3 separate regions of the Mus musculus genome follow, and all the other regions are linked to region 1. A link is a loop called in an ENCODE intact Hi-C map of the cell type or tissue named here. Cell type or tissue: left cerebral cortex. All regions are shown on one strand. Region 1 overlaps F11 (coagulation factor XI). Region 2 has its middle 14 kb from the start of Fat1. Region 3 holds the start of Mtnr1a (melatonin receptor 1A).

Evidence for each region. Peaks named below come from ENCODE experiments on the same cell type or tissue, not always from the same donor. Only the 100,000 strongest peaks of a DNase experiment are listed, where the experiment ranks them.
Region 2: it touches region 1 in a loop (5-fold over the local background); 10 of 42 quality-filtered maps call a loop at or near these places.
Region 3: a loop joins it to region 1, with 9 times the contacts of the local background. A loop is called at or near these places in 29 of 42 quality-filtered maps.

The regions. Positions count from the first base shown.
Region 1 is chr8:45,233,459-45,241,458 of GRCm38, reverse strand. It overlaps F11 (coagulation factor XI), which reads left to right. Exons shown (of 15, transcript NM_028066.2): 15 at 1-291. The coding sequence ends at 11. The region is part of intron 3 of Gm30504 (a long non-coding RNA gene); the gene reads right to left. Among named protein-coding and RNA genes, the nearest start is that of F11, 25 kb to the left of the region's middle. In left cerebral cortex, CTCF peaks have their summits at 3,029 (motif pointing right) and 4,672 (motif pointing right); DNase peaks (open chromatin) are centred at 3,020, 3,527, 4,720 and 6,010.
Region 2 is chr8:44,932,608-44,940,607 of GRCm38, reverse strand. It overlaps a transcript of Fat1 not described here. Among named protein-coding and RNA genes, the nearest start is that of Fat1, 14 kb to the left of the region's middle. In left cerebral cortex, CTCF peaks have their summits at 2,396, 3,309, 4,659 and 5,661; DNase peaks (open chromatin) are centred at 3,348, 4,664, 5,423, 5,656 and 2 more places; H3K4me3 peaks cover 4,995 bases; H3K27ac peaks cover 2,228 bases.
Region 3 is chr8:45,063,990-45,071,989 of GRCm38, reverse strand. Mtnr1a (melatonin receptor 1A) reads right to left here and starts at 2,883. Exons shown (of 2, transcript NM_008639.3): 1 at 2,588-2,883. The coding sequence starts at 2,780. It overlaps AY512931 (cDNA sequence AY512931), which reads left to right and starts at 6,572. Exons shown (of 5, transcript NR_033588.1): 1 at 6,572-6,896; 2 at 6,981-7,065. In left cerebral cortex, a CTCF peak has its summit at 3,054 (motif pointing left); a DNase peak (open chromatin) is centred at 3,056; H3K4me3 peaks cover 358 bases.

The DNA.
Region 1 (8,000 bases):
AAACAGTCTGAAAGAGTTCAACTGGTATCACTTTGTGGCCCTGGAAGATTATTCCATAGAAATGAGCTTGACGTCTCTGATGAAGACACTGGGATACTGACTCTTCCACTGTAACCAATTGAATGGCCTTGATGTACGTAAGAACACCCAGAAAGAAAACTATTATTTTCAGAATTCCTGATCTGGGAGAACCACTGGTTGTTTTCTGCATCCAGCTACTACTCAAGGAAACAAATACAGCAAGGAGATTTTAAAAATAAAAACACATCAGATATATAAGGAAAATATCAAGTAAGGGTGCTGTCTGCCTTTTTAGTCTCTGTGACAAATACCTAAAGTAGTTCACAAAAGGAAAAATTTCTTTTGCACACCTTTCCTCAGGTTTCAGCCTACGATCTGGTTGGCTGGCCCCATTGCTTTAGCCTGAGGTGAGGCAGAACCATATATCCATAGGAGGCTGTGGAGAAGGAGTCTGCTCAGTTCATGGTAGGCAGGAAGCAAATGGAAACAGGAATGTATTGGGGACACGAATGGTCCTTCAAGAATATACTGTCAATCATTTACTTCTTCCAGAGACATCCTGCTCCCTAACCTCCCTTTCCTTCCCAGATAACACCTCTGTCCTAGCTGGCCCCAAGAGATCAGGTAGAAAGGCAGAGGAAACCATATAAAGAGTTGTTAAGTGCAAAATCAAAACCAGAAGGAATGCAGACAGGAGCTCAAAATGTCCATTTATAAGAATCTTTTTTTTTCTCTGCCTATATGAATCCCCCTCCTGTATAAAGGACTGACTCAATTCAGTGATGGGTTTTGAGAAGTCTGTTTGTGTGTGTGTGTGTGTGTGTGCGCGCGCGCGTGTGTGTGTGTCTGTCTGTCTGTGCACATTCATGTTTAGGTATGTGCAGGTACCTGGTGGGGGCGATCAACCTTGCATTATTTCTCATGTGCCATCTACCCTAGCTTTTCAAAGACAGAGTGTCTTACTGGGATTGGAGACTTGGGCTAAGCTAGCTATCTAGCAAGTCCAGGGACCATTCTGTCTCTACCTCCCCAAACTGAAATTAAGAAGACATGCCATGGTGCTTAATTTAAACCTCTCTCTGTCTTTGTCTCTGTCTCTGTCTCTGTCTCTGTCTCTGTCTCTGTCTCGCTCTCTCTCCTTCCTCCTTCTCTCCCTCCCACTCTCTCTTTGGGTGTGCACGTGCGCATGTGCAAGTCATAGTGTGTGTGCAGGGCAGTGGACCATCTTCAGGAGTCAATGCTCTCCTTCCATCATGTAAGGTCCAGGGATGGACATTAGGTGTTCAGATTTGGTGACAAATGTCTGTACCTTCTTAGCCACGTCACAAGCCAGCTGTTCCGATTTCCTACAGATGCTGGGAATCAAATCTGAGTCCTCGGGGTTGCCTGGCAAGCATCATTACTGACTGAGCTCTCCAGTGGCCTTGTCAGTCTTCTCTCTGCATTTTCCCAAACTGGCTTGGACAAGCACCATTGCAGGTGTTAAGTGCACACTTCCTAATTTCCACATGGGCCGAGTATAGGAGGAGCAATTTTCCAGGAAGTGGTCCCTTGAAGACACACCGTACTGATTTGCTTGCCTCGGAAAGTATCTCAGCGTAGCCTGCACTCTTTTTGCAGTGTTAGGGGAAAGTACAGGTGGATGGAGATAAGGAAGACAAGCCAAAACCTACCAAGATCTGCCAGTGAGTGGGAGTTTACAAAGCTGAGTAATGAATGTGCTGGACGGAAATGTGTGTTGAAATCGTACATACTACGGGGGGGGGGGGGGGGGTGGATAATTTGGGAGCAAATGTGGTTTCAATAGAGGCTGCAGCCTCCTCAAACAGTTCTCTGTATTCTGAGTACCTGACTTTTGTCCTCACATGGGGCAATAATGTAGTATTTGGACTTTGTCCCCGTACTTTTCAGTCAGCGTTGATAACTATACAAGTTGTCCAAATGAAAAGTATTTATTGTGCCCAATTATGTCAGAGTGTCTTGTTGAGCTTGGGGAACTGAAGCGCCAGCCAATAAATTATGAAGGTTTCATAAGGTTTTCTGTTGATTTAGTACGAACCGAAGAGAGGAGCTGCACAAAATCTATACTTTCAAACAAAGATGACCATGACACAAAGGGTTCTAAGAAATGACAACGAAGAAGAGTTAGCAGAAGCTAAGAGAGTGGCATGGAAAGGAAGTGGCCCCAAGCAAGACAAAGCAAAGACAGCAAACAAGCAAAAGCCAGAGATCGATGTCACTGAAATGGCACGAGCAGGCTGGATTCAAAATGCTTCTAGAGTAAGACAGAATTGACATCAAATGGGGTCACAACTTCACAACCCATGAACAAGCAGCGCCTTTTATAACCTATTTATTACATTTCACATAGGAAATCTTTTATAACCTATTTATTACATTTCACATAGGAAATTGAGGAGGCATTGCTGTCTTCTCTGAGAAGTATTTAAGGAATGTTTTCGTCTTAATTTTTTTTCAGAACAAGTGCAACATCTTAATTCTGAATATCTAGTACCTAGAAAATGCTATGAGCTATAAGGAATAAGAAATTACGCTGAGCAGATTCACATCTCCACACCAACAAGCTGCGAATCTGTATACTTTCTGGCACTTTTCTCACTTAATCTTCTCTCTCCTGGAGCTAGCTCTGAGTCCCACAGACAAGCTTCCTCTGTCTGTTACACAACAATGGATTCCACCGAAGTATTTTTCTGCCTTGGCCTGTAGAATGTTATTGTTTCAAACTATGCATTAGCTGTTTCTCTGGTCCCTAAGACTCACCCAACGGAAGAACTTCAGAGAGGCTTCTAAGTCCAGTCTCCTGTAACTTGACCCCCAACACTGGGGCCTGGTGGCCTGGAACCAGATGGCAGGACAGGAAGACATGAACTACTTCCTCCAGGTGTTTCCCACCTCCTGAAGTTTCCAGAGCATCCTGCCACCATGAGAGGCCACCAAGCAGAGGCCTATCGTTCAGTTTGTAAATACTTCGTTATTTGGCCACTAGATGGTGCCTTTATACTTCTCCATTGCCATCAAAAATCCAAGCAGGTGGACAGAACATAATCTGCAGGTTGAAACAAATTCTCTGTGAATGTAATATCAGGAGCTATTAAATCAAACTGCTTCAATTCCAAGGTACTTGACTTTTCAAATACAATATAATTGTTGTAAATATCTACCCCTTAGCAATATAATTGTACATATCTACTCCCTAGCGAGCAGCCTTTTTATATCGTACTTTCCTGAATCCCCAGCCCTGGCTTCCACTTTTCTTTACTAAGTAGCACCGAGCTGCCCTCCCCAGACACCTCTAGAACACAGTAGGAGTGCCATCAAAAATACTGCCATCTGCCATCTTCCTCCTACCGAGGCTCTGCACCATCTTGCCTGCTGTACTCCTCAAATCTCTCTTCAGGACAGCATCTTCTAAGCTGCCGAATCTACACTGTGATTACTTATAAGTAACGCTCAAATCATGCCATAGCGTTTTGGAAACAGGCTGACTAAGGACTTCAGTTGAAGGAAGTATACTTGGTTGTTGGTTGGCTGAATACCCTGCCAAGGGCGACCGCCGGTTACAGGTTTGACCTCCAGTGTGGCTGAATGAAGTGGCTCTGGAGTCTTTGGAGAAGTCAGATCTAGTGGGAGGTCTATGGAGGTGGAGGTGTGCCCCTCGAGGCAATAGTTGAACTCCAGTCTCTATGGTTCTCCACTTCCTAGCTCGAGGATTTGCTTCTAGCCCACACACTCCAGCCATGATACCCTGGCTACCCATTATCTCTATCTAGTTAGCATGTGCAGGCACTCAGCTTTAGAATGTGGTAAACAGAGAGATAATTAAAGCTCTCTCTACTTATTAAGAAGAGAGCTATAACTTTGTAGAGTAACACAAATCTGACTGGCACACCCCAAAACATATACATACATACATACATACATACATACAGCACATTCACGCACATGTATATGTATACACACATGCATACACACACATAGCACATGCACACATGCATACATACACAATACACACAGAGCACGTACACACACAGCATTTGTATTCATATACACACCCACATACTGCAATACAAACATGTATACACACATACACAATACACACACATACACATAGATACACAGACCACATACACACAGCATTTGCATACATACACACATAGCAATACAAACATACACACACATACATACACATACGGTACATGCATATTCATAGGCAGTTACAGGTTCAGTCACCCCAACACGCCTCTGTAAGAGGTCAGACCCCTCATTAGAGGTTTCCTACCAGCTGTGTTTCCCTGGCTCTTCCTTGCCCAATCTGACATAGTCACACACCAACCAGGGAGCTCGCAGAAACCAGTTTTTTTGAGGTTGAAGATTTGGGTATTTTGTGACTATGACACAGAAAGCCACTTAGAACTGCTGACCCGCCATCAGAATGAAGTTGTTCATCTCACATGAAAGTGAGACTGCCTGAGGTAGGGAAAGAACTCTCTGACTCATGGACCGTGTTTCTAAATGAGCCATCTAGCTAGGTGTTGGATAAAGCAAACGGGGATACTGATAACCAGACTGTTTAGGGGTCAAGAGACACTAGAGAAGTGTGAAATCCTCGGAGCTTCCATGAGAAACCCAGCAGAGGGCGCAGTAACTCTGCGTACAGAAGCTCTCAGCCTCCAAAAGAAGCAGAGAAACAGCTGGAAACCCACTCCCTGCTCGGTCTCATTTAACAGTCTCGTCTGCAGGGAGCCCTAAGGTACCAGTCTCAGCTGGAGCACCTATAACAAAGCCATAAATCAGCCCTTCCTCAGATCCTGCCCACAGTGTGGGAGATCAAGCTGTGCGGAGGCCCCTGACCAGATCCAGCGAACATCTGTGTGTCTGGCTCCCAGGCCTGTTTAGAGTGGCATGCTGTGGTGCCCTGCCTGGGAGGGGCAAGCAGGTTCAAATGCCCTGCCGAGCGAACAAGCAGAGAGGGAAGGCGGTGATCCCCACAGATATAAGGCCTTTCTAACCTATCCCTTCGAACAGATGCAGCTCTTCCCTTGTTGGCTGGAGAGAACGGTTCATCTGTCCAGATGTGAGACCAGCAGGTGTCAGTGGAATCCAGCTGGCTTTACTCCCTAGTCTGAAACTCCTTTTTTGCCTTGTCATTCTTGGACTTATGATGGCTGTTGTTGTTGGGATAGTGTTGTCATACCGATCTTAAGCTGGTGAGTAGATTGAGAGTGATTTTTCCAAGACAGTAGCTTTTCACTGATGTGAGGTGGGCTGCAGGGGCAATAGCCTTCTGTGGGTTTTCTCTTGTTAACTCGCATGTTATCAGCAGCACGAAACCCTGGCGAAGAATGACAAGCACTGAAGACAGTCATGTTTGCTCCTGCTCAGTATGTGAGAGCCCCAGCTCTCAGGTGCCCTGTTGTGCGCCTGGAACAGGAAGTATGCTGACAGGAGACACCTTGTTTTGACAGAGAGATCTGCAGACAGTGGAGGCCTGCGGCCCTAGCCACGGGTCTTATGGACAACACCAAAGGCCTGTGTGTGCCATTAATGTATGAAGATTATATGTATAAGATATATATGTGCATCGTATGTTTACAGATACATGTATATATGTATATGCTGTTTACATTTATATATGCATATAATCTACATACATAATGTATACAGATTGCTGATAGTCTCCTGTGGAAGTCCCCGTTTCCAGCAGTCACCAGCCTTCTTAGTCCCATCCTTTTGCTCCTTGTGACTTCTACTAACAATCCCCTGATATAGTTTTATTTATTTCTTATGTTTTGCGTATTAGTAGGTTTTCTGTGTTGCCGTGAGAAAGCACTTTCACCAAAAGCAAGTCACGGAAGAATGAGTTTATTTGGGCTTACAATTCCAGAGGCATGAAAGGCCTCCACTTCCTGTAGTGTCACACAGTAGTCAGTTTTCGGAGCTCCACTTCCCCGCCCACATAGCAACTCTTTAGCATGGTAATGAGGACAGGTGAGGGGACAGCTGAGTAGGAGTATGACTCAGCAAATCCATGCACAGATTTGGCTTTGATCTTTCCAACTTATCGTATTCACAGATGGATAGCTTGTGAGAGGGGGATGATTCCCTTTCAAATAAAGTATCAATCCTCCCAGTGTGAGCAATGTGGTAAATATTCAGCAAAAATAACCTTCTCTGCATATTTACCTCTTAGAGGGCGGCCAGGAAAGCCAGGTAGAAATAGATATACTACACCAAGAACACATCTGAGCGAGCAGTGCCTTCTGACAGCCTCTCGATCTTCAGTTATAAAGTTCATTTCAACTCAGTGCATATGGTGAGAAATCCTAGACTTCTTTTCATGCTGAATCGGTCACCAAAGCCTTTGCTTTCAACTTGACAATATCTGCATATGGCCACACATGTCACCGATATTCACTAGGGAGGTGTAAGCAAGCAGGTGTCCATTCCTAATGCAAAGACAGCACACGGAATTAGGATTCCACTGGAGTCCCAGCTAGGCAAACTGATGAGTTGACTTGGTGAGCCCACAGGATGTAAGTGAGGGGCTGTCTACAGGGCTTGGAGTGACACCAACCAGACACCATTGAGAAGTTCCATTCCATCATGGCCGATGACCTCATGGAAGCTATTCTTGGAGTCCCATTCTCACTTAACCCTGCACTTAATGTATACTCTACCATTCCAAAGTTATTTTGTAGCTGGGGAAGAAGACAAGGGGAAATAAGGCCTGGATTCCCACATGAGAGCCCTGTGAGCCCCTCACTTCTGTTCAGATTATTAACAGCTCTATTGACATTCCTATAGACCTACCTATCACTGCGTTGCTTTGCTTCCTTGGTTGTCATAGCTACCGGGCCAAAGTCATGATATAAAATACTTATCATTGTTGATTTTTCTGTCAACTTATCTGAATGCTCTACTACATGAATGAGGAAATAAGTCATCCTTCAGAAAGCCCATTGCACCACACTGGTAGGCATAGATATTTCTTTATAAAACCAGAGATACATACTTTAAGTCACAGTGTTTGTCTTTATCTTTGTCTTTCTTTCTCTCTTTCGTTCTCTCTTTCTTTCTTTCTTTCTTTCTTTCTTTCTTTCTTTCTTTCTTTCTTTCTTTTTTGTTTTTTCCGAGACAGGGTTTCTCTGTATAGCCCTGGCTGTCCTGGAACTCACTTTGTAGACTAGGCTGGCCTCGAACTCAGAAATCTGCCTGCCTCTGCCTCCCAAGTGCTGGGACTAAAGGCGTGCGCCACCACACCCGGGTCTTCACAGTGTTTTTCTATTCCCCATGCTTGTTCATGGAAATTCAGGTTAGGTATATTTTTTTTCCTAAGACAAGGTATGTTCCCTGAAAGATTTGTGCACAAGAGACAGCCATCACTCCCAAATGAAAGCATTAATGTTCATATGGCAAACTAGAGGCTTCATGAATTTGTCTAGTCCCCAGAGAGATTCTAGTGAAGGTTAATCAGATGTTGAGATTGCAAACCTTGGTGAGTAAAGGTTGAGATGGGTTTGAAAGGTGTTTTGAAATAAAGAAGAATAAAATGATGCTGTTTCCGTCATCCTACCTGTACCCGACACCCCAGTCAGAGGAGCTACATGAGCTATGCCAGATACTGTTAACACTGAGTCACTCTGCAGAAAAGGGATGAGAGAGATGGACTCGGGCAGGACCTGAAAGCATCAGGCTCTCCATCTGGATATTAATAACATTTCACTGGAAAACTCAGACACTTGTATTTAGGGACGTTAGTGCTGGTATCAGAGTTATTAAGGTCAGAGCCTGTGCTCTGTCAGCTCTAACATGCACCACCCATCTTCAAGGAGCCAGTTGAAGACATAAGTTACAGTAAACGTAAATGAATAAAGAAAGGGGGAATTCATTCAGTGAGGCACTTGGAGAAGAACAAAGGAGTCCAGTGTGCCACACCCTGTCTGCCCTCAGGGTGTTAA
Region 2 (8,000 bases), 300 kb after region 1:
TCCAGAAGATCTCTTCTGGCTTCTGAGGGCACCAGGCACACACATGGCACATGACATACAAACAGGCAAAACAGCCAGACACATTAAAAATAATAATAATAAAAGGTTGTTTTTTTTTAAAAAATCTTTGAAAATAGTCAATATACAAGTTTCTAAAGGTTTTAAGTATAGAACTGTTTCTTCTCAGAGGAGTACGAGCCACTTTCTGATCTTAAGTGGTGTATACCATCTGGTTTGAAAGCACCTTTCTGCGGTCTAAGGACAAACAGACATGTCTTTTTGTTGTTGTTGTTGTTGTTTTGTTTTTCAAGACAGGGTTTCTCTGTATAGCCCTGGCTGTCCTGGAACTCACTTTGTAGACCAGGCTGGCCTCGAACTCAGAAACCCATCTGCCTCTGCCTGCTGAGTGCTGGGATTAAAGGCAAGTGCCACCTTGCCCAGTCAAACAGACATGTCGTAATTGAACAACTTTCACCTGCCACACAATCTGCTCAAAAAAAAAAGAACTTTCCTACTGTAAATCCCCAACCACGAAGACTAGAATGCAGTCCTTCCTCTTCCTCTATGAGCTAAGGTCCTTCAGGCATCTAGACAGCATTTGATGCTAGAATGTGCCAATGTGATTTGGTTTGTTGAGTATATGTATAAAACCAGCCAGACCTAGGTGGGAAACAAGTAGCCTAAGAGAATCAATGCCCTAAGATCTCTTCCACTTCTAACCTAGAAAGAAAGGCCTTCTCCAAAGACGCCCAAGAGCTGAAGCCGAAGATGTACCCTACAAAGGAGAAGTTAAAAGGAGACCCTTATTACTCTGAACACACATCTTTGCTATGAAGTTAACTGATCCATTTACTCACACACAATGTGAAACCAATAAAGACACATGGAGTGACTACTTACCCACAAAAATGAACTCACAGGTGGCCCAAAGGACTTTATGAAGGCCTCTAACAGCCTTACTTCCTTTCACAGTGGGGGTTCAAAAAGGGGGGGGGGCTGGCTTATTTAAGATGTTATTTTTTTCAAGAAATGGGCAAACTTTTAAACAAAACTTACACTAAGCTTGTAAAATACTACTTCAGCCACAACTAAGAGTTGTATCATTTAAAAAAAAATCTTGTTTTAAATACCTGTATATCTCTATATAATTTAACAAGGAGAGAGGAAGAGTTCTAATAGATAAGAGCAATGATTTCCGAGATGCAAAGCCAAATAACCCAGAATGAACCAATACAGTTGTGGAGTAGAGGCAACAACTGTGTGGTTTGGTCACACAGCTACGACTGATGTGAAAAAACATCAATAGCTCTTAGCATTAGCACATGAAAATATGCTCCTAAAGTATTAAATATCAAAAATACAAAGCATCACAAGTTAGCTTCTGCAAAGGTAAGTTATGTGCCTTTTAAATCTTTTCTGATTCTAATGTAGTCTAAGTAAATTCTCAGCTTGTTAAAAAAAAAAAAAAAAAGAAAGAAAGAAAGAGAAAAAAGAAAAAAAAATCTCTACCAGCACTCGGGAGTTGCTTAACAAAAGCCAGCTAATGAAACTATAGTTCAGGCACATGAAAAAAAATTAACTACATAGAAAATATTTGCGAATTTACTTTGCTATAGCACACAATTGTCTCCTTGTTTCCAAGGCCCTGCAATTCCCATCAGTGGGGGGTGGGATTCTTCCAAGACAACCGAAAGTTAGCTTCCTAAAAGGAACCATAGAGAGAGGACTGTGAAACAGACCCTCTCTTTTAATAAAGATCTCATAAGTTTATCTTCCAGAAAACAGACAGGCAACTGCCTGGCCGCACAACTACCCCGGAGGCTTAGTCTTGCAAAGGAGCCGCATTAAATCTCGGCGCTGCACTCCTCCGAGCACAGAACATCTAAGAAAACTCAGCGACTCCATTTCAAAGATCCCACGCTCAAGCGATCGGCTCTGCTTTCATCTCTATCTAGAAACCGCTCCAAAGCCGAGATGGACAGGAGTCGAACCCGGAGCCCGCAGTCCGGTTTCCCGGGTCAGACAGCCTGGCGCTGCGGGAAGTAGCATGCTGGCCGGGGAACCGCAGCGTCCAACGCCAACTCTGCAATCACCATTCCCTCCACGTCCCGCCGGTCCCTCCACCCCTCCGCCTCCGCACCCTAGAGCCGCCACTCAACTCTGCTAGTGGGCAAGGAGACCGGCACCAGCCTCGGCCACGGTGCAGCCGGAGGAGCGTGGGAGGGAGAGCCGGCATTCACCCTCGGCCCCAGCCTCAACGCCGCCCTCAGCAAACTTACTGCAAAGTTGGCTCCAAAGTTAGCGACGGTGCGGTCGGGCGCACAGCCCGGGTGCTCAGCGCGCCCGGCGGCCAGAGCCCGCTGTGCCGGGAGCCGCACTGGACCCGCACGTCCGCATGGCGCCGCCGTCCGTCCAGCCCCGCCGCGTCCAGCTCGGCCCGCGCGCTCTAGCTCCCCGCCGTGTGTATCCCTCCGCCCGCGGCCACGCCTGCCAGCGCCGGCTCTCGTTTCGCCAGCGCCGAGACTCCTCGACTCAGTGCGCGCAGCCCGAGGCCGCCCCGCCCCCGGGCAGAAGCGCCCGCCCGCCCGCCTGCCCGCCCCGGGGGCTACCCAGACAGGCGTCCGACCCAGAGCGAGGCGAGCGCCTTTCGAGGAGCTTGCCAGACGGAGAGGGACAGTTTGGGGACTGTGTTAGAATATCGAGCTGCTGCTGCTGCTGGGAGGAATTTCACTGAATGTTCCCTGCTAAGATAGGGGAAACATTTGGTCTCCCCCCCCCCAAAAAAAAAACCGACAGAAAGTGAGGAGAAGTCGCCTAGGACCTAAGAAACAACGCCCCGCCCGGCCCCCAACCCCAGCATTCCTTTAGACTTTTTTTTCCCCCAACCTCCAGGAAATCCCCGAATCCGCATTTGAATGCCTCTCTCCCAGGCTGCAGCCTCTGGGGTGAAAAACTACAGAGGGTCTGGAAAGGAATGCAGTTAGGTCGGAATTTACTTCCTCCTGAAATCCACATTAGGCCAGAAGAAATGCATAAGTTTTCCCGCGACCTGTTAATTCAGACTCACTTGGACCTCAGACTCTCTCGGATCGCCGCGGTGAGCCCCAACGCCAGTCTCCGAGACAGACGACCCCCACGCCGCACCCTCTCAATCCCGGGGTCTGCGGGACAAAGGGTGCTGAGCCTCCCTGTGAGCATTCTCAGCGTTTAATTCTGCCCCAAGGCTCTGTGAGCCTGGCCCCGCAGCTCCGGTGAGAAAGAGAGATCCCCAGCAAGCAGGCTCCCCACTTGCAGAACTCCCTCTGGCGCCCGAGCGTCCAGCCAGCGCATCCTAGTGCTGCAAGTCTATCCCCGGCGCCTGCAGAGCTCCAGGTACCGGCTGAAGAGCAAAGGAGACTCAGCCGAAGCCAGCCACGTTTTGGGAAAGGAAGCTCAGAGAAAAGGAAGGACTTGACCTCGGAAAGTTTGTGGGGCTCGAACATTTTAACGCTGCGAGGACGAAGAGATCAGATTTCCCTAGGAGCGGGTGGAGGCAGCTGCAGAGGGAATTGCACCGCAGACGGGGGCCAGAGTGTATTTCTTTGGCTCAAAGTTAACGTCACTTCTTAAGCCATCTTAAAGCGAGGTGGCTGAAAAAATAATAATAATGGTGTCTAGCAGGTTACGCTTGGGAAGGAAAAGTAGTGCCTGCAGAATGAGTGTGCTGATTCGTACCTCTGAATTCCCCGCTCGGTATTTAGAACACATATATTCACAACACCCAGAAAAGGCAAAACCCAAAGACTCATCTGGCCCCGGCTTACAAATTGCTCAAAGTGCTCGCAGAGTTACCGGTCAGTGAACGCTGCGAAAGTGAGAGACCTGATCTCCAAGCTCAACCAGTTTGCGATCCCCCCCTCCCCTCCCCGGAATTTTAACGCTCAACAAAACATAGACACACACACACACACACACACACACGCAAGCAAGCCGTTGGGGGAGGGGATGTAAGAGGGCCTAGGGTACCGCTGCTAGGAGAGGGAAAGAACAATAAAAAGTATAAATACACATCGTTCAATAACATTAAATCATCACTGGATTTTCTAAATGGTACAAAAAAATTCTTGTTAAAAAAACATTCATTGATATATTAATGCTTACTAGGACTAAAATATCTAATTAAGAATCCTAAATATCCAGGCTTACTAGAAGTTGCACTTGGTCGCTACAGGAACTGCCGAAAGCCAAAAATGCAGTCTCCTGTGTTGCCACATCTTCCTAATCCTTTAGCCACCAACGGAACGAAATGGAGAGATACCTTTTTGGCTACGAGAGAATCACATGAAGAGAGGTGTAGTTCAAGTTCCGCGAACATCCTTTAAATAGTCGATCTTCTTTGACCCTGTCCCCAGAGCCTCATTGAAATTAGGTGGAAGGACTTTCCCCCCCAACCTCCCCCAAAAAACCCGCTCCTCCAGCACTGCCTCTGCACTCGGTCCACCCAAGCTGGTTTTCTAAAATGCATTAAGTGTCGTTCGGCGTAAATGAAGGCTAGGGTGGAAGCGATCAAGCTCTGTCTGGTCCACGTCGTTAAGAGTACCCGGCAGGTCCAAGTTCGAGGTCTACACTGAGCTGAGAGCTGGGAGCGCGCCTTGCCCAATGCTCGGACTAGAGGGCGCTGCGCCACTGCAGATCACTCAGTCCCCAACGCGCCCTCCCAGGGCACCATTTCTATAACAAGTTACACTGAAAATAATGCACAAACGGCTTCACTTCTCAAGTTCTTTTGAACAGCGCTCTGTGTGTATTTTGTGAATTCCAAAAGCTGCGCATGCTTGCCTTTCATTCCCGCGCCCCGTGAAGGCCGCGGGCAGTCCAGTTCCTTGAGCGCAGACCTTGTAGGATACACATGATTTCCCCACTCGCTTACTGTGAAACACCCCCACGTTATTTCATTTACAATTAAAACTTCAATTCTACCAGGCATGCAATGAACAAAGAACTCACCACAGTAGCCCGGTCCTCGGTGCTCTCCCTTCTAGTCCCCGGCAGTTGGGTAATTCCCACGCCGTTTGGATATTTGTTAGGATCCGGGCTCGAAGTACCAACTTTGCCTCCCTTGGATCTTCAGCATATCCCCAAGCAGAGCGCGATCCTCCTCCAGTGCTGGCGGGACTCAGGTGGGCGCCTTCTCTGTGGCTCTCGACCCGGGGAAAGTTTGAGCACCAAAAGAGGTGGAGAGAGAGCGCACGAGGTCTGGGGAGAGCGCCGAGGGGAAGCCAAGTTTGTCAGGACATGTCCAGGCAGCCAGCTGCCGAGTTGAGGAGTTACGGCTGGCAACTGCGGCGGATCTCTCTGCTTCTTTTCCCTACTCCTCCCTCTAGGAGCGGCTGGGGGGAGGGGAGGTGACGTCAGAGCCCCGCCTCGCCCCCGACTCCCCGGAGCTGACCGGGTTCTCCGACTTCATTCGGCCTCCCAGCCAGTTGCAGCTAAGGACGCCCAGGCTGCCTCCAGCTTCCCCGTTGCAGTGATCTCCGTGGCCGCAGCCGTCCCAGGAAGAAATGTCCGTCCCTTTCCTCCCCGCGGAGTCTTGGGGCTCCGCCGAGTGCTGGCTTCTTCGCACTCACCACGGAATCAGCCAGCCAGGGCCCCCCGTGGCGCTCGCCTCCCGGGCTTCGGAAATACCGGGTCCGGCAGCGTTTCCCACGCCTCGGACTGCAGGTGATGCTCTTCCTCTTCTGCAGCTGAAACTCCTCGCAACGAGTCTGTGTCGCCCGCCCGGGTTTTTGCAGGGCAGAACCGCGATCAGTCTCTGCAAGCTTACTGGACGACTCGGACTTTGTCGTCCTCCAACTTCTGGAGATGTGATGTTTTAAATTTTTAAACTATTTAAAATTTTAAATAGTTCTCGTTGTCCAACGCTGCTGTGGTCTTTGTGTTGAAAATCGTATTTTTAATCTCCAAATCCTTTCCAAATGCTCCTCTGTCTTTAGACCTAGTCTGAATCATAGATTTCGAGAGGTAGGGGGAAGCGACAGGGGCGGAGCTAGTTTTTTTTAACGTGTCTTACAAGTAATCTGTAGTGATAATGGCTAATACACAAATCAATTGCCTACACCTTGAAACAACATAAATTTACAAAAATGCAAACCCCGTTGAAGCTTAATTTATAAATGGACATGTCGCTTTTATATAAGCGTCCAGGCTCTGGGAAAATATCTACTATGGGATATTTTTTTAATGCCACTAAAATACCAAAATGCATCTCCTGAACAGCATGAGAAAATAAAGGAGCCATTTATGTAAATTGACACTGCCCCAAAAGATTATTATTAGATTTGAAGGAACCTAGGAGAGAAGGGGATGGGACTGGAGGCAGGTTCTATCAACATGTTTTCATCTGTTTGCGTAAATATATTGGTCTGTGTAGAGGTTAAGAGCAAACAAAGCTAGGGGGCTCAAACGGTAAGAAAAGAGGAAGAGACCGAATGTTGTGGGTGTGTGCATAGACTTGAGAACTGCTCCAAGCTGCAGTGAACTCCCTCATCTGAGGTAGTATGGGACCAATATCTGTTGTGAAAGGTAAAACTTGTACGTTACAAGCAAGCCTCCCTGGGTCTCATCTGTTTGCCACACGGATAGCATCCATTCGTGCAGATATGTTTTTTACTGACCATCTTAGAAAATGTCTAGCATGTATGTAAAGGGTACTTCTTATCGCGTGTTCGCCCAGGCCCCTGATTTTCCTTTGCGATCTGAAATTTTTTATAAGGGAGGTGGGCTGGCTGCGGGGGTGGGGAGGTGGGGGGGGAGGGATAAACTTAGAGACCACTGAGCATCCAGGGGCAGCTGGGGAGGAGGGAATCCGAGAGACTGTTTCATCAAGCAAGCCTGTCAGTGCCTAGTCACTTCTATCCCTCACTATGGTAACTGCGCATGCTCAGCCCTGCTTTTAGGTCCACACTTGATGTTAGACATTGACCACATACACAAGTGCTCAAAATGATGCAAACTCTCCTGAGGCACTGCTGCGTGCACAAGTCAATTTGGTTTGATAAACTAGTCTTTAGAGTTGCTTAGGCAAACCAAGGTATTCCAGTTTTAAAAGAACACAGAGGAGTTTACTTTTTATTGATAGTATTCGGTCTTTAAAAAAAAAGGCACGTTTTTAAAAGTTGAGGACAGGATAATTTGAACAAAACCCTTTGACCTGAGCAATGAGACTGGACCTGGACTAGCCATTGGCTATTTTGGTTTAAATAAAAGTAAATTAACATTCAATTCCTTAATCTTTCCAACTATGTATCATACGTTGACTACCCACATCTGGTTAGTAGCTGTTCAAGTCAAAATGAATTTAAAAGCATCTTAACCACAACAGAGAATACTACTAGAAATACCTTGCTATATATCTTTTTTTTTTCTTTTTCTAAGGCTACATCAAGCATTACATTTCAAGTTCCCACTCCAGTACTGAGTCACTTCTAAAGTATGGGAGTGCAGAATCATGAAAGGACTCAATCATTCCCCAGGTAGTTCTCAAGTACCAACAACTTGCTAAGTGAGATTATGTAAGATTCAAGTCCTAATAGATGAGGTGTGTTTATGGGAATAAGATATAGTAACACGGCCTTATTGCTGTTTTTATATCTTTGCTTAGAACAGAGCACAGGGAAAATAATAATTTTAAACAAGATAGCATTCTCAAGAGCCTGACTAACTCCCAGCACCCCACCCTCCCCTGCATCCCACCCGCATCTCACCTTCTCCCGCACCCCACTCTCTCCACCCCTCTGCACTGTGCTCAGCTCTGTCACATCCCCTTTACCCCTTCTTGCACCCACACTTCTGGGGCTGGCAGGAAGTATCTCACCATGACCCCAGACGTTAGTTATTTTATTTTTGCATTCAAATCCAGCTCTCCTCTAGGGTCTGCGTACACCCTTCAAGAGGAACCTTAAGCCACACAACTGCCCAGCCTGTAGAGCTGTTGATGCTCCTCCTCCTTCCCCAATTCAGAG
Region 3 (8,000 bases), 170 kb after region 1:
AAATGCAGCTCTGCTTTTTAGCAAGCCAAAAGAAAGATAATAATAATAATAACAATAACAATAATAATGTTCAAATGCCTATTTAGTATTACTTTCTCCATCTTTTTCAAAATATTTTCGTTTTCATCATTTCATTTGATACTTGCAACAATTACGACAAAGCTTTGTGGGGGGCAAGGATGTAGGTGTTATCCCTGTCTGACAGATGTGGAAAGTGAGGGTGGATCACAACTGATTTCCTGGATTGGTATGTATACAGTGAGAATCTTATACCCACTTTAGATGCACCATTTCTCGTTAGCAAAATTTGCACGGGAGCAGAGCAGACAGTCTGTCAACCTTTCACATCTGCTTGGTTGCTTGAAGGCAGTGCCTGTTATGATTGACCGGCCCCACCGGTGATAAAATATCAGAGATTTCTTCCTGAAGACATCAAAGGCAAATGTAGTCTCTTGAGAAAAGGAAGAGGGCAGAAATAATTCTGCCATGGTACCAGACTTCCGAAGGAAAGAACTGCTTTGGAACTCAGATGTGCTAACCTTATCTTTTTCCTCTCTGTTTCTCAACTTTCCCCTTTTCAAAAAGAGGATGTTTTTGTTTTTATATGTATGAGTGTTTGCCTCCATGTGGGTATGTGTACCACGCGCATGCCTGGTACCCGTGGATGTCAGGAGAGTTTGTAGGATCTCTGGGACTTGGAGTTACCAATGGATGTGAGCTGCCATCTGAATGCTGGGAACTGAACCTGGGACCTCTGTAAGGACAGTCACCGAGTCGTCCGTCCAGGTTGATATTTTTTTCATCTTCCCGTTTTTAAAACCAACAAGATAAATTGAACAAATATACAAATTGCGCAATCATTAAAACATTTATTTAGTTTGCCTGGAACTCAATCTGTAGACCAGGCTGGCTTCAGACTCATAGAGACCCAGCTGCCTTCTATTCCCAAGCACTGAGATTCAATGTGTGCACTTGGCACCTCTGAAACTTTTAATAGGCATCTAACAGTATGCTTGAATCAGCTAGCTCTAGCTATGGTCCAAATCACTATTTATTCTTAAAAAAAAAAAAAAAAAAAAAAAAGAGCCTCAAATGGTTTGAACTCAATGATGGTGTGTTTGAGCCAGTAGTCTAGTTATATAAATATGATGCTCTAAAGCTTTGCAAATTAAAACTCACCAAGGGTCTTCTGTACAGTGAGAGGAATGCAGTATATGGACTCAAGAAGTTGCTTAGACAATAATGTTCAAAATAGTAGGACAGTTGGGGTACTTTTCCCAAGCCACCAGAATCGTGAACACCTTTTATAGGAAATGTCTCATAGGATTCAGACTTCTCAAGTAAAGGTTATAGAGACCAATGGAGCAAGGTAGGTGAGCTCCAGGCAGGAACCCCAAGAATTAGAGCCTCCCACTACTGAGCCTCACTACACCCTTCTCTGTAAAGTGAATGAGTCTGATGCCCGACCCTTGGGCTCACTCAAGGACTTTCTGTATGGGTGCTCAGGGTCCCAGTGCAGCTTGTGGAGACTCCTAGCTCTCAGAAGGGGTGTGCTCCCCCAACTATTCGCTTATCCCAACTATTCATTTATTACAGTGGTGGAGACCAAGCCTAGGGCTTTGCCAATGCTCCACAAACAACAACCACCAAGCTATTGAATTCTGAAGACTGGATTCTAGTTTAGGCCGATCATCCGTGAAAGGAAGTCATCCCGTTTTCTAAGCCAAACTGAATTCACATTATCAGATATTTTCAAACTAATTCTTGTACTTTGCACAGCCCGAAGCGTTGCAGAAGCTAGGCCAAAGGTGAGCCACATGCTGCCTGAATTTGAGTTTTCACCAGCTACCTGGTTTAGGACAAAAATATCATTTGGGGCCATTTATTTAAGCAAATGGATTCCCCTCTACCCTTCTACCAAAAGTTTACTTCCAAACCAGGAACAGAAATCCAAGCAACCTTGACGCTGTTTGAAGGCATAAAAAAGCTTAGGGAGAACCGACCAACCCGCTCTTACGCTCTTACGCAGGGTAACTAGGTCAGCTCATTGCTCCAGGGAACCCCAACTGTAACTCAAACACAGAATTAACTCTAGTCCTATATTCTATGCAAATGCATTTCTCGCTACAGTTTTCATCTTCTAAAATGCAGATTTGACTTGAGGAACAAAGGTGCTTCCTCAGCATTCTTAGCATCTTCCCAGACTACCTTGCAATTTGGTGCTGTTAGCTGAAAACCACACCTGATAACAAAAGCCAAGCAGTAGCTCTGTTGTTTTTGGCGGCTTCTGCATCTTCTCCTATTTTTGCGAAGTTGGGGGAAATGGATTTTATGCAAATCCAAACAACTGATGATGAGTTCGTTGATCTAGATGAGTAAAGAGATGCTGTGGGAGGGAACAGAGTTTTACATCTCTAAGAACTGAAGACTCCTGGATGATCTTTGTCAAGGCATCTTATAGAGGGACAGGGTCAAGAGAAAGGAGAGAAAATTATCCAAAGTCTCATTTCTCAGAAACGGACTTTCTGAAGTTTTCTCAGTGTCCCGCAATGGGGCTAGCGCTGGGAAAGGTGCCCGGAGCCCCTACCTGAGTTCCTGAGCTTCTTGTTGCGGTACACAGACAGGATGACCAGCAGGTTGCCCAGAATGTCCACCACGATGGTAAAGATGAGGATGAAGGCCAGTGTAGAGGCCAGCCAGGACGGTCGTGGTCTCCCTCCCTCCCCGCCGCCTGGAGCCTGCTGAGTGGCATTGAGCAGCTCGCTGACATTGCCCTTCATGGTCCCCTGGGTGCCTCACCGCAGCACAGCCAGGGCCATTGTCCTGTCGCCCCGGAGCCCTCAACTGCTCAGCTCTGCTCGAGCCCTCTCCGCCACTTTTTATGGCCCTCCCGCGTCTACTTTGCATCCTTATGATTGCTTCGCGGCTGTCCTGCCCACTCCAGCCCCTCCCGGTGGTAGGACACCCTCTCTGCACTTGGCCACTGCCGCCTGCTGACACCTGCTGTCCACTGCCCAGCAACTTGGACTCGGAGGTCCCACAGTGCGTGCACGTTGCGCCCCCGTGTGGCGAGACTCGGTGAGACACGTGGAGGCATCAAGTGGAGGGAAACTTGCACCCTGGAAGGCCTCGATTCACGAACTTGAATCCTAACCAGGACTAGATGCCCTGGATGTCTTATCCGGAAAATGAAGATGAAAATAGAATCTAACTCATCAACTTTAATAGTCAATGATGTGTAAAAATAAAGTAATAATGATATTAAATCACACCCTTTCCGTCTGGCATAGCACGATTTAATGTCTGTTCTGGGTGTTTCTGGCAATTAAACGAAACAAAATGTAAATATTTGCAGATGACAGGTGTATATGTTCTTTTGAAACTATCAGTGAAAACAGAAACTTGAGATAATAGAAGCAGACGTAGAACCACAGTGTAAGATTTCTGGGAAGTGCATTAGCCAGCTCTGTACAGAATGGAACAAAACCCCAAAACTTTCTTCAACATGGGGAAGGAGACTTACACAAAACATATGATGTTCTCATATTGAACACTTAAATTTTCATGCTCTCCATATATTTTATGGCTGTCCAATTCCTAAGCATTTCCAAAGTCCCTTTGAAAGAGTGAAGAAAAATGAAGAAAATACATTTTAAGAAGATGAATACCAGAAAAGCATGACATGACAATATTAAAATCTGTATTAAAATTAAACAATGTGTCGTAGCTCTGGAGGCTGAGGCAGGAGAATCAACACCAGTTTGGGGGCATCTTGAGCTGTGTGGTCAATCAGTGTTGCTGTATAAAATCCTGTCTCAACAAATCATATTAAGTAAAATGGTTGTGTTCATCAATAATTTCAAGAAGAAATGCAATGCAGAATTGAGGGGCCTGAGCGTGTGGCTCTGTCGTTAGGGCTCCTGTGCAGCATTTGCAAAATCTTAGACTCCATTTCTAGTGCTGTATAAACTGGATGTGGCACCTCAGTCACGTAACCCCAGCACCCAGGAGGGAAGGCAAAGGATCAGAGGTTCAAGGTCATCCTCCGCTGTTCAGGACAAACCTGGGATGTGCGAGATTTCATCTAAACCGAGAATAAAGCACAGAATTAAGAAGGTTAATGTTTTAAATTAGCAATGAGGGAAATCGGTGATGGACAGGAAGATATGTTTAAGGGAATGTGGGTAAGTGAGTCTCTAAACTTGAGGTAAGGAAGGGCCCCCTCACTAAGTGAGCATGAGAGGGAGAGTGGGACCGAACCCCATCATCGTGAGCATAGAAAAGACCCATGAGCTTAGGTCATCAACTGACCTAGGGCTCTCTGCACAGCCCTGGGAGAGCTTTTTCAAATGGGCAGTCTTACACGATGTTAATCTGACAGGGTTTGACACTGTGAGGGCCATATGTTGGCTGAAACCCTGCAACACTGGCCAGTGAAGTAACGTGCAGAGGTATGCAATCAGTCATGAGTGAAAACAGGTTTTGAACTTGAGTCCCCCTGAGTCCACAGCTCCAAACCTCATTTCTAAGTGACTGTGTTTCTCAATAGACCGGTATTGGCCACAGAAATGTTTGACACCTATAATAAGAAAAACATAACATAAACTATATAAAACAGGAGATGATATATGGTATAGCAATACAATATATGATATGATATATATGATATATGACATGATGTATATTGTTGATATATGACATGATATATGTATGTGAATATATGATGTAACAATGAAGCATTGTAATGCAATGTAACGAGTGTAACATTTTTGAGTGAGTGTGGGTAAAAATAATGGCAAGATGACTAGGGCTCATAATTAGAAATAATTAAAACTGGAAATTGAGAATTAGAGGGTGTCACTGGTGTATAGTATATGTTTAGCATACCTAAAGCCCTGGGTTTAGTTCCTGGTACCACTACTCAAAATCAAAAAGGCTCAATTTGGGGGTAAATACACAAAGCTTTTTCCTCCATTTTCTCTCTGAAGTCCTTGTAAATTGTATATTTTTAAAAAAACCAAAACTGGGCTAACAAGACGGCCCAATGGCTCAACTTGCTAAGTTTGAGACCTAAGTTCCTTTCCCACATTTCATTAAAAATCAATTTTTTTTCTCATCTAATACATCCTGATTATGGTTTTTGTTCCCTTTACTTGTCCCAGTTCCTCCCATCCCAGCCCCTTTTTGAAAGTCCTGAGTTCTTATCTCCAGATCCCACACAGACATGCCTCTGTGTCCCGATGGGGAGCAGAGAGGAACAGTTATAAGTCCAAAGCCCGGTGTTTCCAACACGGACCAATAAAGACTGCCTCAAACAAGGCAGAAGGCAAGGACTCACACCCAAGGCCCAAGGTTGTTCTCTGACACATGTGCCTTGGCTGTCTCTCTCTCTGTCTCTCTGTCTCTCTGTCTCTCTGTCTCTCTCTCTCTCTCTCTCTCTCACACACACACACACACACACACACATACACACACACCTAGTAAGCCTGAAAAGTGGGGCCCACAAGAGAGCTGATTTTTCAGTTATGGTTTACAGTAAGAGCTGCAGTGGACAAGAACAGCTTAAAGATGGACTTGTGATCTTTGTGGGAACTGCTACAAGACATAGCTCCTGCACTCTCCATGCAACTCCTGAGACTGACCTGGAAAGAATGCCTGAGCTCAAAGCAGACCCAGAAGTGCTTTATCTCAGAGGAGGGCTGGATCTCCAGTGGCATGCTGGGAAAGGAATGAGGTCTCCTGGTAGGACAAGAGCATTTGTCTATCACAGTAGCTAACAGAGAAAGATACATTCTTTTTTTCCTTCCAACTACAGGTGAGAAACTGAATCATTAATTTCCCTATAAATGGGTTCTCTGCTGCTCAAAACCTTGCTGAACACAAGTCCTGAATACATTAAAAGCCTCTGTGGGATTTTTTTTTCTACCACTGAAAGAGAAGATGTATGATCATACATTATACACCTGAACACTGCCTGCTGGGCTCAAATAAAGGATATTGCTGTGTGTCTTAGTTAGGGTTTTACTGCTGTGAACAGACACCATGACCAAGACAAGTCTATAAAAAACAACATTTAATTGGGGCTGGCTTACAGGTTCAGAGGTTCAGTCCATTATCATCAAGGTGGGAGCCTGGCAGTATCCAGGCAAGCATGGCGCAGGAGGAGCTGAGAGTTCTATGTCTTCATCCAAAGGCTGCTAGTGGAAGACTGACTTCCAGGCAACTAGGGTGAGGATCTTAAGCCCACACCCACAGTGACACACCCATTCCAACCAGTTCACACCTATTCCAACAAGGCCACGCCTTCAGATGGTGCCACTCCCTGGTCCAAGGATATACAAACCATCACACTGTGTGAACACACCACACAGGGGGGGGGGAGGGAGAGGGAGGGAGGAGAGGGAGGAGAGGGAGGAGGGGGAGAGGGAAGGGGAGGGGAGGGGGAGAGGGAGAGGGGGAGAGAGGGGGGAGGGGGAGGGGAAGAAGGGGAGAGGGGGAGAGAGAGGGGGAGAGGGAGAGGAGGAGAGGGGGAGGGAGAGGGAGGAGGGGGAGAGGGAGAGAAAGAGGGAGAGAAAGAGGGAGAGGGAGAGAGCACACCTGGTGCCACATGTATAGAAATTCGCCTACCTCTAAAGCAACAGAGACTTGTCCAGATTTGATAAACTTAGTTCTGCCTCAAGAAAACATTAGATTTCAGCCATGAGTTAGCCCATCTATAGCAGGGCTGAGACCTCATCTTAAACCCCGAGGGTGTGGGGAACTCCAATCCCTTTGATCTTAGGAGAGGTTCTATTTTTTCTAGAGGGGCCCGCCATAAAGCTTGAATTAGAACCGGGACCTGAATGTCATGAGCAATTTCGTTCCAAGTGTCTCCTGAGCACGCCTGGGAAACTTCAGTAAGTCAAAACATTTGGAACCCAGGAACCATGACTGTGAAAAATAAGTTTTTTTGTTTTTGTTTTTGTTTTTTTTTTTTCCAGGAGAGCCAGAGAGGGGCCTCTGTGTGTGGTCGTGCTGGAGGAGACACAATAATGGAGCTGACCATAGGTAAAAGATTTCAGACAAGTGAGTGATAATACTGGTGGAGCACCCCCAGTGAACCGGTTCCCTTTCCACCCCGACCACTACCCAGAAAGACAGAAAGGCCAGGGATATTTTTGGTATGGTGAGGCGCAGGCCCTTGCTGAGGCATTCCTTCCTGCTGAGGGACCAGCCAAGTGTCAGATATAGTATGGAATAGAGTTTATTCAGGTCATGAGGAGGGGAGTTGAGGGGGTGGTAGAGACAGAGAAAGGGAGAGGGAGGGGGGGGGGAGGGGAAGGGAGAGGGAAAGAGACAGAGGAGACCATGAACACGTGGAGAGAGAGTGGGGGAGGGGAATGGGGAGAGAAGGGACAGAGAAGGGGTGTGTGTGTGTGTGTGTGTGTGTGTGTGTGTGTGTGTGTGTGAGAGAGAGAGAGAGAGAGAGAGAGAGAGAGAGAGAGAGGAGAAAACAGTCCCTTTTATAGTGAGTCAGGCACTCCTGGCTGTTGCCAGGTAACTGTGGGGCGGAGCCTAGAAGAAATGCTAACAGTGAGGGGGGATGGTACTTTCTGAACTAGGGGCCCAAGAGCCTCACCTCCATTGTTCTTGCCAGCAAGGACAGGAGGGCGTCATTCTATGTCCTTTTCTCTCAGCGAAGCATGAAGTGGTCAGTGGTCCATGAGGGTATTGTTCTTGTGTTCTGAGCTGGAAATTCACTCAGAGATGTCCCGCCCGCCCCCGCCCCCCCCCCAGCTGCTTTAGGTTTGTTTTTACAGATTTATTTTTATTTTATGTATTAGTACACTGTAGCTGTCTTCAGACAAGAAGAGGGCATCAGATCCCATTACAGATGGTTGTGAGCCACTGTGTGGTTGCTGGGATTTGAACTCAGGATCCCTGAAAGAGCAGTCAGTGCTCTTAACCGCAGAGCCATCACTCCAGCTGCTTTAGTTTTGAAAAGATTTACAAAGTGAGCA